2 separate regions of the Mus musculus genome follow, and region 2 is linked to region 1. The links are chromatin loops, found by intact Hi-C in ENCODE. Cell type or tissue: heart. All regions are shown on one strand.

Region 1 (8,000 bases):
AGCGCCAAAGAGAGAAAGGGCAAATGCTTACAACGTGGATGAACACAAAGTTGTAACTCTGCCAACTATAAATTGTTTTATAATTTAAAAATCCTTCTACAACCCCATGTTAAAAAATCTGAAATGTAAATTATGCAATAAAAAGTAACAATAACGTAGGCAAAAACTGCATTTGGCAAGGAGAATTCATGAGTGCAGCAGGATTGTCAAACCATATTGCATTATCTTATATAATACCCCTATAGTATGAGTGTGACCTCTGAGCTGGTGGTAGTGCATTCCTGTAAGCCCAGCACCCAGGTGGCTGAGGCAAGAGGACAAAAGCAAGGCCAGGGAGAGCCATCCCATAAACAAACAAACAAACAAACAAACAAACCAACAGACTAAGCACGACTTCTAAGTAAGAGAGAGAAAGAGCCAACCGTTCCAAGAAACAAACGTAGAATACAAATGTAGTGTGCAATGTTGCTAGTCCACTGAGAGGAACGCCCCTAGCAACAGTGACAAAAGAGCAGGGATCCTGAACCAAAACAACCTGTTAGGGCCAGCCTGAGACGCAGAGTGCCAGCCAGGCTGATGAGAGCAGTGTGCACTGAGGCCCGGCCCAGCAGTTTCCTGCTTGGTTTGTGCTCTCTCCCTGGATGAGCCTCTTCACTTGGCACTGATTCTGTACCTTTACAAATCCATCCTGACGTAGGCATTTTGTTTTTATTTCAAAATGTTAGATCCTTAGGTGAGGTTGGACATCATTCTAAGTCCGTCTTTTGTTTTATTTCCTGTTTTGGAAGCAGAAAGGTCTTACTTTTTGTTCCTTACTGGGATTTTATGTTCTCCAGATCATCTGATAGCTACTATAGTTGTGTCAGCTATCTTTCTGGTTTGACATTTCTGACAGAGAAAAACAATTTGAATGGCTGGACACACTATTCATGACTGTCTCATCCATGGGTGGTATGTCTGAGATTAGAACCCAGGCCTTTCTGACTTCATAGCGCATGTCCTTAAATGGTTTGTTGAACAGAAAGAATGAGTTTGACTCCGGGTACATTGGTGACAGGGGCCATGACAGGGAATCTCAACTAATGTATCTGACCTCTGACATGTAAATATGTCAGATTTTATAATATCTATCCATGGCCTTTCCTCTACAGCTTCATATGTTATGTGATAGCTTAAATATAAACCAAGTTTTCCAGGACAGCATAAGACAAAATAGATGGCTGCATTTTAAGACTAGGGTCTCTAGAAATTCTAATGCCCTTGCCCTTGCGTCCAGGGATCAAGGCTCTTTTCTGGGCTGAGGCAGAAATCTCACCTTTGGATATATGGGGTTTTTCCATGAGACTGATAATCTGACCTTCCCATAGGAGGCACTTGATAAATGTTTGCTGTAAATGATGAAATGCTTCTTCTCAGTTTTCTAAGTTGTTGAGAAGAAACTTTTCCAGTCAAAATTAGAGAGACCAAAAATTTCCACACACAGTGAAATAATTTTATAAAGAAAAAAGACTTAAAGAGTTTTCTTCAAGTAAATGCTATTATTTTGTTTTTTTTCTTTTTGTTTGTTTTTTTCAGACAGGGTTTCTCTGTGTAGCCCTGGCTGTCCTGGAACTCACTTTGTAGAGCAGGCTGGCCTCGAACTCAGAAATCCGCCTGCCTCTGCCTCCCGAGTGCTGGGATTAAAGGCGTGTGCCACCACCGCCTGGCGTAAATGCTATTTTTATTCTCACAGAAATCTAAAAGTTGAAAAGCAACACACTTGCTTCTATTGAGAACCAATTTAAAAGCCAAGTAGCAGTGTCACACCTTTAATCCCAGCAGTCAAGACACGGAGGCAGGTGGATCTCTATGAGTTATGGGTCAGCCTAGTCTACAGAGCAAGTTCCAGGGCAGCCTGGGCCACCCAGAGAAACACTGTCTCAAAACAGAGAGGAAGGGAGGGAAGGAGGGAAGGAGGAAGGGAGGAAGAGGGGGGGGAGGGAAAGAGAGCCAATTTAATTAAAATAAAGTTGGCTGTAAAGGAGATTCCTATCAATGGAATTGAATGGAATGAATCACATTTCTCTATAAAGTTCCAGTCTGACCTGGTAGCAAAGATGTCCCTAAAGTACTTAAAAGTCATTTAAGATGAAAAAGATCGATTTTTTTCCAACTCAGACAATAAAATTGTATTTCAAATAAATGACAAAATTAAAACTTCACATACAAAGTCCCATATAACTCCTGCCCTGAGAACAAAGCTATAGTAAAAGAAGCTTTATGTGGCTGTTGCAATAAATACTGTAGCCTTTTCTGATTAAGGTAAGCAGCCCTTTCCAAAGGGCTTCTGAAATTAATTATTTTGTGGAAAACTGCTATCATCACTTTTTTTCACTTCTTTTTTTTAATTAGCATTTAACTCCCATCATTATTTATAGTCCAGGGGAAGACTGTATGGGAACTATTAATAGTATTCTTTAGTCTATGAAGAAATATAATTTTCAAATATTTGTGACTAACTCAGCCAGGTTTTGTTGTTAGGAGTTGGTAGAGACATGTAAACAACATGTGGTCCCAAGACCCTCCCAATCAGCTCCCCCAATCAGTGGCTGGGAGATATACACAGAAAAAGAACATGAACTCAATAAGATATTAGCTGTTATTGGGCAGAGAGACCACATAGGAGGAACACGGAAAGGGGCATTTTTTAATCTTTACTTGGTGGATAGATAAGAGATATATAAGAAATGCCTTAAGGAGGAGGTAACATTTGAATGAATACTGGAGGAAAATATGAAGCATTTTAATAGCTAGGATTGTTTGATTAAACAATCAAATTTTTATCTTCTCAGAGAGATATAATTAGCATAATAAAGCAGCCTACTATGACAGATAGATATTGCTTAAAATACAAGCACTTCTCATTATGAATAACTAACATATAAAATAACTCATTCCATACTTCTTCTCTGGCTCATGACAGAACAGGAAGCGCTCTGAAACAGCAACTGAGCTGCCTGTGGCTGACAGCCCCACCTGGTGGTTGTGTGGGGAACCTCCTGCCCCTATACTCAATTTCTTCTGAGTAAGGAAGGATGCAATGTGGGCCATTTGGTTCCCCTCCCTCCCTCTCTCCCTCCTTTTGTCTCTTCTTTTCTTCTACATCTCTAGTACATGTCCCTCAGTACACAAATATTTGTTTATATTTTCCCAGTGAAGAGCCATAGGATGAATTGTTAACACAAAGCACATTTCTATTTATTGTCCCCAGTGCCTTTAGCTCGGCCATCATAGTATGAAGGGGAAGCACAAATAATGCACATCTGCCACACTTACCATCTTTTGCACTACAGTCAAATGCTCCATAAGGAGACAGCTGCTCCATCAACTATTTATTTAAAAAAAGAATAAATGTACTGTCCTTTTCTCCGAAACAAGTGGCTTCCCTGAGAGTAGGTCCTAAGTAGCCCTGCTGGCCTCAAACTCACTGTACTACTTTGGATGGATGTGAGTTTTTGATCCTCCTGCCTTTACTGCCCAAGTACTGTGGGTTCATTGGTACTTGCCACCATGCCTACTTATTTTCAAGTTCTTAATCTGCTGCCTTCAGTTTTATCTGTAAGCACACTCAAGAGCTATGCTACTTCCACATACTCTGGTAGTTGAGCCAAGGGAACCTATACCATGTTTGTTTAGGACTACCCACCTGGACAGCTAACGGCACAGAGACACAAACAACAAGCCAAACCCCAGAGTATCCAAATACCTTTTCTTCCTTTAAAACAAACAAACCAAAGACCCCTTTATTTTCATTTAGTATTGGTGGGGGGGGGGGGGTGAGGGGGTGACAGACATGTTTGCCACAGAGACAACTTGGCGCCCTCCTTCCTATCACCTCTGCCTCCTTTGCAGACTCGGGCCTCAGGTTCGTCATCAATGGCTCTACTGAGCATCTCACTGCTGCCTTTTTCCTTATACTTTAACTTAGGTGGTCTTGGTTTTGCTTTTTTTGGTACTTGAAGATGCTGACCTTCAAGATTTTTAAAAATGTACTCAATTGTGTTTTTCTGGACTATGTAACCATTTAAGATTCAACCCCACTGACTTGTGGGGGAAGTGATAGGAAGACTACAGAGAAGGCAATGTCAGAACAGTCACAGGAACAGCAAGGAAACACCAGAGGGGCCAAAGTCAAGATCTCAAAAGGGAATATAAGAGAAACATCGGGAAAAACTGGTGATAACCTTAGATGGTTGTAGAGGCTTTAGTGAGTCCTGCTTCTGTCTCCTCATTCAATATGACCACACAGAGCAGAGCCCCATAAAGGCCCCTCAGCTGACATCCCCCTCACACTCACACTTCCTGGGCCGTCTCTACTTAAATCTTTATTTATCTAAACATTCATCCTCCCAAGGTTTTCCTTGTGAAAGAAAGGGTCCTTAAGAAGTCTGCAGCTGCTATTTAGAACATTCTCTCAATCCAGAGCAGTGGTTCCCAACCTTCCTAGTGCTGCAACCCTTTAATACAGTTCCTTATGCTGTGGTGACCCCCAACTATAAAATGATTTTCGTTGTTTCCTCATAACTGTAATTTTGGGATTATTATGGAATTTCCCCATGGTCTTCCGTGGTCCCTTTGAAAGAGTCGCTACCCACAGGGTGAGAACTGCTGATCTAGAATAATTTACAAATTGGTAAAGGAGGGTAAAAGAAGGAAAGTAAAGCCGGGAGTGGTGGCGCACGCCTTTAATCCCAGCACTAGGGAGGCAGAGGCAGGCGGATTTCTGAGTTCGAGGCCAGCCTGGTCTACAAAGTGAGTGCCAGGACAGCCAAGACTACACAGAGAAACCCTGTCTCGAAAAACCAAAAAAAAAAAAAAAAAAAAAAAAAAAAAAAAGGAAAATAAATGAAGGAGCCAGAAGAAATATGAGGTTTAGTATAAAGAAATGTTAGCAAGAAAAATGATAGTGTTTTCCAGCCGAATACCTCTCGTTATTAAAAGCATTAATTAGAGTAATAAAATATGGCTTTGCACACTCAGGACAGACTGGGCAACACCTATCACCCCTGCTCCCTGACTGAAATCACAAAAATGTTATTTTGAATTTTTTTCCTTTTCCAAGTTAACTGTGTCATTATCCAGAAGAAATACCTAAGCTAAGCTTTCACTGTACTCTTTAGCTTTAAATCTAGGAAAGTGAGGAACTTAGCATTGACCTCTCTTGCCAAAGTGTTGCATACTTTGTTTAATATGGTACTTGAAGGCCTCAGTTTAAAGACACTTGAGAGGTACAAAGTATCATTATCTTAATTACTATTATTATAAGGCTCCAGAGCTTAGACTGGCTATATTCTGGTGTCTAATATACTAAGTAGTCATCTATGACCTAGGAAGGTGATTTCCAAGTGTCACATGTAGGTCCACTGCCCCTGCATATCTGTGGAGAGCCACACCCAACAGTCATAAGGGGTCTAGAGTCTGGCTTTTTCTGGGACTGCTGAATCCCAGAGAAAGGATGGGCTGACTCCTTCCTAGGAGAACAATTCACAGGATTCAAGTTAAGGGCAGAGTTGCAGAAAGGCCATCATATGTATCCTGGGGAAAATTAGGTAATAACTCCAAAATAAATGAGTAATGAGCAGACATTAAGCCATGAATTAATTCTCAGAGTTTGGGGGCTGTTCAATGCCTTATGAAGTTAGTGAGAATATCTGCATCTCCCCACCCTACTTCTAATTGGGTAGGTCTGAATGGGTTCAAAGAATCTACACTACTAAGGAGTTCCCAAGGCTCTGATTCAACGTGTTCAATGTACTGAAGAGGTCTCAAAGACAGGCACACCCGATGGGATAGATTAATTAGCTCTAACCATAGACTCGATTAAATAGCAACCTGAGCTGCTATAGTTTGGAATACCAATTCCAAAGTCTTGACCGAAACCAAGTTGGCTCGAAGAAGCTGTTTCAGAAATGCTATGCTGAGAAGTCCACATGTGTATGGACAGAATAAAGCAGAAGAGGTCTTGTTAGCCAGCACAGGTGGTATAGGCGTGACAGTGAACCAAGAGAATGCTCAATAAAAACATCTGAGTATCTGAGTATTGGGGAGCATCTTGTGAACAGGCCTCTGTGAAGAGGAGCATCCAAGAAGCAGGATCCAAAATCTGAACAAGCTTTGCTTTCTTAAATGCTAAAGTCACAGTAAAAAAAAAAAAATACACCCTCCACAACTTCAAGTGAAATGCTGCCAGGTGTTAATGTATCAAAGTGTTACTCACTAAGAATAACACACAAAACTGCTCAAGTGATTGCTGAAAGGTTTTACTATGAAGACAGAGATAGGAGACCAGGCTCAGTGAAGAAAGGATGGCTATGGAGAACTCAACTCTCCACCCACTCTCAGCCCCCAACTAAATTAAAGGCTGAGCTGGCAAGGACTAGCACATGAAAGTTACTGTAAAACTTTATGCCAAAGCCTGGTGTAGAAAGCAGCCAAAAGAAGTGAATCTGTCATTGCCTCGATGCCTGCCTGGTAGCTGGTGACCATCCTCCAAAACTCCTCAGGTCACACCTCTTCATGGACCTGACTCTATTTTAACTCTGCAAGAACAATCTGCAGTGATGACAACAGTGGGTTGGCTATTCTGGTATCACACCAGTATATGGCGACTCCAATACCAATACTGCTGTTGGTGTTAAGAGCTTGAGTTCAAAGTGGGGAGCAGCTCCAGTCGTCCTTGGCTCACTCCCATTCTTGGAATGTCCCATTCTTCCCTGTATCTTCAGTCAGTCACCCTGGCACCTCCTGTAATTTTCCCTCTACATGCCCAAACCAAAGAAAGCTCAGGGAAGGGGAAGAAGTCCTTGAATTTAAGGGGCTTCTTCCCCTCCTACAAAGGGTTAGAGGGGAGTTATTGAAGAACAGATCAAAGATAATGCTGAGGCTGCTGCACAGAAATGAGTAGTTCTACCCAAGCAAGTGCTTTGCACATGGCAAAAGTGACCCACAAGCCCTACTAGTCACAGAGTGCCAGTTTCAGGGCATCCAGGTCTATGGCCAAAGTCCTTCAGGAAACAGGGCTCTTGGCCCTAAACTGTTTAACCAAGTGAGTTACTAAGCTGCAGGTTCGTCTTCTGGTAAGGGTGCTATGTGCAAACTCCTAGAGCATCCATGTCTCAGGAGAACGTATCACCCTGAGTGCGTGATTTGGAGTGTTGTATACCATGCAAACCTCTCCATTCTCCAGGGAGAGTGCTCAGGGCTCAGTGCTCACGACAAAAATGATAAAAATCCATGTGGGAACTCCAGCTACCAAAATTGGGAGGCCTGGTGTCCCAAGAACCTGGCAACTTTCCTTTCTAAGAAATGGTTTGAACTCCATTTTCTTTTTGGGAAAAAGTCCAGAGGCTGATTAGGCAATTGATGCAAATAAATTGTAGTCTGTCAAAAAAAGGGACCAAACCCTGTTTATAATTATCTTTTTGTAAATGATACTTGTTTTCATGTTTGTTCTTAGTATTAGTAATTAGTTATAGCTCACTTTCAAAGAACTGCCGAGAAATGTGAATATGGAGCAGGTACACAAGCTGTTAATCTGAACGTGATCTTGAAAGAGAACGGAGTGGCTCAGTCCTGGATGCTGCCAGGACTAAGAAGTGACAGTGTCCCCCCTCATCACCACATGCTCAAGGCCAGTCCACTGTGGTTCCTGGGAGTCCGGAAAAGTAGAGAGTTCATAGATGTGAACCTTAGAATCAGGGCAGGCTGGAGTCCAATAGCCCCTGACATTTACTTGCACTGTAATTTACTTTGCCTGTCTGAACCACAGCCTCTTCACTTGTAAAATATAGAAGTATGTCACCTACTTCAGATGGGTCTTCGAAAGCATGAAATGAGATCACATATGCAAAACATCTAGAACACTGGCTTACATATCCTCAAAGAAATCTGTTCCCTTTGTCCCTCTTCTACTGCTAACATTTTAGACAAGTAACGAGCCTCCCCATCTATAATAGCAGATA
Region 2 (8,000 bases), 360 kb after region 1:
AGTCCCTCATCACAAGCCCTGTCAACCTAGCTCGGCTGAGGAGCAGTCTACTCCCAGCTGGCCTGCACTCTGGAGGAGGGGTCAGTGTCTAGGAGACCAAGATGGCCGAGAAGGCATCTTACACTAAAAAGCAAATAGATCTGAGACTAAATGGGCCATGTGATCTAGATATGTGATGTTGGATCCTACACTAAGAAAAGAGACAGAGCCTAGATTCTGGGCAGCCTTGCAGAGCCCCTCGGGCCCAATGGGGCCTTGTTTTGTGCTTTCCCCAACCCCACAGCCTGCCTTGTTTATTTGTTCAGCAGGTTTATTTCAGCCATGGCACAGCCTGTTCCAACTCTGGAACATTTATGAGATGAGCCAATTTTTAAAAATCATACAAAATAAATGATTTCTCTTGGAGCTAAAGGGTGGGGCTGCCAGGGTGGGAGACAGGTTTCTGGCTGGCTCTGGGCAGTTTTTGGTTTATCCTTCAATATATTCTTTCCCTCTCTTGCCCATGGGAACCAAAGGGGCTGCCATGGGATTTCCTGCCTCTATTTCTCCAGACTATGATGTGGAAAGATTGGGACATTCAACCGTAAGATTTCCGGTTCTCATCTCCACCCTCGTTAGTTCCACTCCAGAGCCTGGCTCTAAACCACTGCATTCAAGCCACAGCCCCATCTAACTGGTCAGTCTCGGGATGCAGATGTCGGAATGCGACCTGGGCATCCCACTCTCTCTGTAGCAGCTTTCTCTTCCTCTCTGCTTATGAATTCTGGCTTTATCCTTCAAAGTCCAGCTGTCACCTCTAAATCCAACTGTCTTCCTTGTAGTTGGCCGGCTATTAAAAATATTTCTTTTCAAAGTCCAACCAGGATTAACAGGACAGTTAAAAATGTCAAGTTTCTTTTTTTCTGACTAGGATATTAACCCAGCATAGTGATGTTAGGTATCTCAGTTGATCTGAAATGATTATTTGTAGCTATGAGGGTATTTTATCACCAAAAGACTAGAAATTAAAGATTGATACGTTCAATTTGGGGACCAAAAAAAAATCCTTTATTCAAACCTTAGTTTAAGCAGGTTTAACTGTAATCCTAGCACTCCAGACTGAAGGAGGAAAACTGAGGGTTCAAGGCTAGCCTGAGCTACATAGCAAGACTGTCTTTAAAAAAAAAAAAAAAAACAACTAAAAATCACAGCCATGCATCTCAACCAACTGAACACATTGTTAAGTATTCAAAGGATGGATAAGAGGAGTCCTTGTGGTGAAGGGACACTGAGAGGTCCTACCCGGCCTTTTGACACATGCCTGACTTGTTTCCCTAAAAGACCAGGTCCACAGGAGGCAACCTCAAGGATAGATGCTTGAGGTCAGTGACGCTCTCCAGCTCCCGAGATTACTGCACCCTCTGCCAATCCAGGCCAGTAATCCCATAACAATCAATTTAGGAGCTGTCCCAGCCCCAGGCCCTGGATGCCTCAATGATGGCATGTCCTCACTCAGGGAGTGCGGTGGCTGATGAGAACATGGGGCCATGGCAGTGTGTCCTGGACTCCAGTGCCCACACCAGCACTCTCTGGGGCAGCTTGGGACAGCTCCCCCAGAAGCCTGGCCAGCTGTGGGAGGTACTGTTCTTCTTTTCCAAGATTAGCTCAGACTTCAAACACCAACCCTGGGCCTGCTCCCTGCCAATGAAAACAGTATGTCAGGAGCCTCTTTAGGTATCTGGAGGACAGCTCCCTCGGCTCCGCCCTTCCTCATATGAGGTCATTGAATTGGGATGACAGAGCAAACAGTGACATGCGCTAGGACTTGTTCCCAGAATGATTGCAGGGATTCTCCAGGCCTTCTGTCCTCCCCACTTCAGAATGTGTGGGCAGTAAGCTCAACTGTACTTAGTAATTGGGTTTCTCGGCAAAGAGAAGGTAGGGCCTGGATAGACAGACACTAGCACAACCAATTCCTTCGAAGCCTCAACACACTTTCGCACCATTCTAATGTGACTTAAGGCGGGGAGGAATTCCATACCCCACTCTACAGAGGCGGAGGAGAAGGTGAACAGTTCAGCGTTCCGTTGCTTAGGCAGACTCAGGCTTGCAATTATTTTGTCAATAGTTTTGTTACATCTTCCTGCTTTACCAGAGTTTCTTAAAACTTGACTTTGGGAACCTTAAACTTCCTACTCTTTGCCTTGCTGTCTACCAACAACAGTTTTGAGCCACGGTCTCACATATACTAGGCTGGCCACAGACTCCCTATTAACCAAGAATCCTCCTGTATCTATGTCCTGGGTACTGCGATTAGGTGTGTGCTACAATGTTCCCAGGGCTTTGTGTGCACCTGGCTGGCACCTGGCTGTCACCACCTGAGCAAGCTATAGTTTCCAGCCCTGCTCTTAACTGGACCCACACTGAAAGTTAACTTTGGGAGCAGGGGATGGGAATGGCTCAGCATGGAAGAGGGCTTGCTCGATAAGCATGAGGACCCAGGTTTGAACCCCTAGATGGACACAGCTCCATGTGCCTGTATTTCCAGCATTGGGAGGGGCGGGGAATTGGGGCAGGAACGAACAGATCTAGAGAGCTCAATGGCCAGTCAGCTTGCCCAAAACAGGGTTTCTGGTTTAGCGAGGCAAACTAGGTGTGTCTTCAAAAGTCACTAGTTTCCAATCTGTTTCCTTCAACATCAATGACAGCCATGCCCTTTTTGCCACTCAAGTACGACAGAGGACAGATCTGGGGAAGGAGAGGTGTGAGAATCCTCTGTAAACCATAAAGTTGTAAGAGCACTATGGGATGGCCCAAATCTCCCACTGACTGTTCTCCCTGTGACTGGCGAATGACTCTCAAGGAGAAAACAAGGGCAGAAACGATGGGTTGGAAAGAGATTTGGGGAGCAGCCTCTGGTTGGAGAGGGATTTGGGGCACAGCTGTTGGACCTTGGCTAAGTCCCCGGGCTAGCGCGCTGCTTCAGGTGTCAGGTTTGGAAAGACACTGCTGCGCTGAAACAACTTGCTTCCCTCAACTTCCTTCAGAAGACTGGCTCTCTTTGATCCTTTTTTTCTGACTTGGAGCCTTTTCCTCAGACTTTGCAAGTTAGCTGAATAGTCGTGGTTCTCTACTGCCCTCGTGTGGTTGCTCCCTAACATTGCTGCATGGGCTTCGGAAGGGATCTGAGGGACAAAAGCCAACCTGACCAAGGAAAGCAAAGCCAAGCTTCCAAATCAGCACTGTCCAGGGCCAGCAGAAGACTTCTACCCCAATTAAAGTCAGCATCTTGAAGCCGGTGCTCCTCCATGGGAGGGGGCGAAGCTACTGTAGTGGGGAATGCTGACAACAGAGAGGCCACATGTGTGAAGACAGGGACAGAGGAAACTGGACTACAGGCTGGCTGTTCAACTTCTCTGTGAACTGAAGACTGTTTTAAAGGGACACTATTTTTAAAATGACACTTCGAAGAAAATAAAAACAATTTTACCAATCACAATTTTCTAATATATACACCTCTAGGTACAGTCACTCCTTGTTAACCATGGCTACCCAGGGTCCCCTGCACATGCCCAAATCACACCATGTTTGCTTAATAGAGCTCTAAGAAAACAGCCTACTTCAAAAGAAGAGGATTTGGGGGGGTGTCTGTTATTGAGAGAGGGTTTACTATGTAGCCCTGGCTGGCTTTGAAGTTACCAGGCTGGCCTCAAAGTTGGAGATTTAGATTATCAGCATACCTAATCAGGTGGTATAAAGGGCATGATAAAAGCACGCCAGGACTCATGATGACCAAAAAAGTACAGAAAGCCTAAGCGTATTGCAGGGATTTGATCCTGGGGAACCTTCAGGCTTCAGAGCCAGGCACTCCGTGTAAGGGTGTATCCGATGGCAGCAGAGCCAGCTAGCAGACAGGGGAAACCTGGGAAGAGGCCTGGCGTGAGGGCAGTGTGGTTTAAAGCTTTACTTGAACAATCTGAACCAGATGAGAGGGATGAAGAAGCTGCCCTCAGGAAGGAGCCATTTCCCTTCACATGCCAAGCTGGCTAACTCTTCTCCCGATGCCAAGTGCTATGGAGGAGAAAGCTGGCCTCCCATGGAATAGAGGTCTCAGATCCACCATGAAGCATGGTGTGGCAAACCCCTTAATCCAAGGCATGGCGAGGTCTGCTAGAGAACAGAGACATTGTGAAAACTTAAAGAGACAAGTCTCAGGATCAAAGAATGGTTAGTCACAAAGGAAGACCATTCTGGTTTGATAGCGTGACCCACTCACCAAAGGTCAACGGGCCTTATGTCATTTCCCAGAAGCTCAGCATCTGGTTGGATCAAATCCTGTATGGGATTCAGCCCCAACACGCCCCCCTCTTCCTCCAGGAAGATCCCTGCTTCTGACTGCCACAGAGCTGGCAGGCTTCCCTCTGGCTTCCATTTTTTCAGGAAGCCATCTACAGCTGCTGGTCCCTGTCACATGCTATGTGGTGGGTGGCGGCGGCAGCTTTTCAATGGTAAAACAGATTTCAGGTTACAGCTAAGGGCTTCAAAGTTAGTTCAGAAATGTGTTGGATTTCCAAAGACGGCTAACCCTTCCAGTTCTAGGGATGTAGTAAGGGCTTAGACTTCAAGGGGCTAAGCTTCATTCCAATTCCTATTTGTTTTGGAACAATTCTAGGAAGAATGTTTATGGCAAGCAGTCAAAAACCACTGATGGAATGTGCTAGGTACTTTGTATGGTAAGAAGTCTCTGATCTCAAAGAGTTTTGGTCTCAAGAAGAGGACACATACCTCGTGCTAATACTTTACTCTGCTTTTTCCTTCCCAAAGCTTTGCTGATGCCTGTCCACTGCACTGCCCTGTCATTTCTGCTATTAGATGCTACTGCCCTAAAGTCACACAAAGCCACTATGCTCAAGTAAACAAAATTTAGACATATGTGGTGGTGGTGGTGGGAGTGTGGAACTCTTAGCAGTCAAGAGCCCTTACTGCTCTTCTAGAGGATAGGAATCTGTTCCCAGCGGCCATAACTCACAGCGTCCTCCAGCAACCAACCCCACGGGCTGCAACATCCTCTCCTGGACGTCCGCTGTAGGCACCTGCACATGCACCATAAACTCACACAGAAGAGACAAACTGCACGCTTCTTAAAAAGGGAATATGTATTTTAGGGACTGGCTGTAAGGGAAGGGATTCTCAGCAAGGGCAGCCCCCAAAAGAATACTATGTAGGAAGTCCATTTGCTTCTAAGCAACTCCAGTCTGACCAGAGAAGTCAACCCAGCTGGAACATGGAGATTCCTAAAAAACCAGATACAGTAACCCAGACCCTGCCATCCGGGGGTCAAGACTGAATACACTAGGAAAATCACTTCACTCCTTGGATGGAGGTGGGAGGGGGTGGGGAAAGGTGTGACCGTGGGAGGGAAGCTCCCCCCCAAAAAAAGGATGGAGGGGGGGATACAGGACATAAAATCACCCTAGCAACTATGTACAAATTATGATTTTCTCTTTTTTTTGTATTTAGAGTCATCAAATTTAGCAATTTTCTTTTTTTATTAGATATTTTCTTCATTTACATTTCAAATGCTATCCCCAAAGCCCCCTATAGCTTCCCCACCCTGCTCCCCAACCTACCCACTCCCACTTCCTGGCCCTGGCATTCCCCTGTACTGGGGCATATAATCTTTGCAAGACCAAGGGCCTCTCCTTCCTCCGATGGCCGACTAGGCCATCCTCTGCTATATATGCAACTAGAGAGACAGCTGGGGGGGGGGTACTGGTTAGTACCAGAGCTCTGGGCTACAATTTTCTTCAATTAAGGAAAGTGTGTTTTCATCTCACATAGACTCCTTTTTTTTTTTCTTTCAAATTATGGTTTTCAAGGCATCTTCATGTACATCTCATGGTCTCTCAGAATACCTCAGCAGGAGAGACATACATTTTTATATTGTTCCCAGTTTAGGGGAATCCTACTGTGTACCGACACTTACTCACTCTCAGGACCCTTCAGAAGCAGAAGATAATGACTGGAGTTGTCATTACCACTCTGCAAAGTCAGAGGGACCCTGGCGAGCCCTCCATCACCACAGTGTTCGCTTTGCTTGTGGTTTCCAGGCACACACAGCAAGCCTCTGGATTAGGGAAGGCTGCTCTTTCCTTTAGAATGCATTACAAGGCCTGTGCTTATGATAATGGAGATGTGCCTGCTGGGATGGAGACATATGGACATGCCATGACACACACATGGAAGCCAGTTCTCCTACCATGTGGGTCCCTGGGATTGAACCTGGGCTGTCAAGCCTAGTGGGGAGTGCTGTTACACACTGAGCCATCTTGCCTGCCCTTTTCTTGGAACAAGCCATCTCCCTGAAGCTCACTGGCTCAGCTGGGTTGGCTGCCTAGTAAGCTTCAGGGATCCATCTGTCTCTGCCTCCCCATGCATGCGGTCAACAGGCACAGTGCAGCCACGCCACACCTAAGTGTTAACTGTCAACTGCATAGGATCTAGATTCCCTTAGGAGACAAGCCTTTAGACATACTGTGAGGGTTATGTTGACTGTGTGGGAAGGCACACTAATAATAGGTGGCACCATTTCCTAGACTTGTGTCCTAGACTGTATAAGGAGAGCAAGGACTGGTGAGACTGTGTAAATATGCTTGCTGCTGAGCCTGAGGACCAGCGTCTCCTGACCTTCACATCCACACCACACACATAACCAATAAACGGGTAGTTTAAAACAGAAGAAAGCTAGCTGAGCACAGACATTCACACTACCCACTTCCTAATGGCAGAGGCGATGCAACTATGCCTCAAACTCCTGCTGCTTTTTGACTCCCTTCAGGGTACAGATGTTCCCCAGCCGTAAGCAAACTGAAACCCTTCCTTAGGCTGATCTGCCAGGATACTTTATCACTGGCGAAGGTGGTAAGGTCCATGCTGTCTATCTGCAAGGGTTCTGTGTGTCCAACTGTCTGGGCTGCCTTATCAGGTAGACACTGGTGAGCTCTTACTGGGCTCTGATTTCAGTGGAAAGTATATTGGTTCATTCTGAATTGGTTGTTGTATACTCTTTCATTTCACAACATTTGGATGGAGCACCAACTAGTTTTGAGAATACTTATTAGCATTCTCTGCCCCTGCCATTACTTGTTTTGTTTTTCTGTATCCTCTCCTGTTTTTTACAACCTAGCCCCTTTCACTTTACACGTCTATGACTGCTGGATGCTAAAGACTAGGAAGACAAAGACATTTGTTCCCTCCAGCCCAACAGGATGCAGGTGGCAGGGGAACTCCCCATGGTGCACAACACCCTCAGAGGGGCAAGACACAATACCCTCACCATGGTTTGTAAGAAACCTTGTTGGCTCAGTTCAGAAGACTCACAGAAGGAGTGACCATCTGGTGTCCTGAGCCCCCTCACACATGACACAATGAACCAAAGGAGCTACTCTCATAAGCAGCAAATTCCACCAAGCTAGAAAGTTGGCTGCAACTTGCATGGGAGAAACTAGTAAGTAGAGAAATAGATGCAGAGTGTTTGAAGGAAACATCATTTGCCCCTCCAGCTGGCTTTATTTTTTGTTGTTGTTGTTTGTTTTTCGAGACAGGGTTTCTCTGTATAGTCCTGGCTGTCCTGGAACTCACTTTGTAGACCGGGCTGGCCTCGAACTGAGAAATCTGCCTGCCTCTGCCTCCCGAGTGCTGGGATTAAAGGCGTGAGCCACTACGCCCGGCTTCCAGCTGCCTTTATGTTTGATAGTTATGGTAATTTAATTTGCAAGTATTTGATCAAAGAGGGTGAGGGCAAAGTAACTTTTGACATACCTAAATTGCCTATTCTTCTCCTTATTAAACTAGAAGTCCCAGGTGACAGAACAAAAAGATTATGAACGGGCAGCCAATTTTAACTGGAATTTACAAGTATTCAACAAAAGAAATTATAAAATTTTCAATTAAAAATGCTATCAAAACTTTTTAAAGGTATTAAAGAGGAAATTCATGAGAACTTCTGGGCTGGTGAGAAC

The links. A loop is a pair of places that touch in the nucleus more often than their neighbours do. Peaks named below come from ENCODE experiments on the same cell type or tissue, not always from the same donor. Only the 100,000 strongest peaks of a DNase experiment are listed, where the experiment ranks them.
Region 2: a loop joins it to region 1, with 2.6 times the contacts of the local background. A loop is called at or near these places in 4 of 42 quality-filtered maps.

The regions. Positions count from the first base shown.
Region 1 is chr5:31,921,766-31,929,765 of GRCm38, reverse strand. The region is part of intron 7 of Babam2 (BRISC and BRCA1 A complex member 2); the gene reads right to left. Among named protein-coding and RNA genes, the nearest start is that of Gm52770, 73 kb to the left of the region's middle. In heart, a CTCF peak has its summit at 3,016 (motif pointing left); no DNase peak of the experiment used is centred here.
Region 2 is chr5:31,558,870-31,566,869 of GRCm38, reverse strand. It overlaps a transcript of Slc4a1ap not described here. Among named protein-coding and RNA genes, the nearest start is that of AI839979, 8.5 kb to the left of the region's middle. In heart, a CTCF peak has its summit at 3,123 (motif pointing left); DNase peaks (open chromatin) are centred at 209, 1,589, 3,139, 4,389 and 1 weaker place; H3K27ac peaks cover 2,050 bases.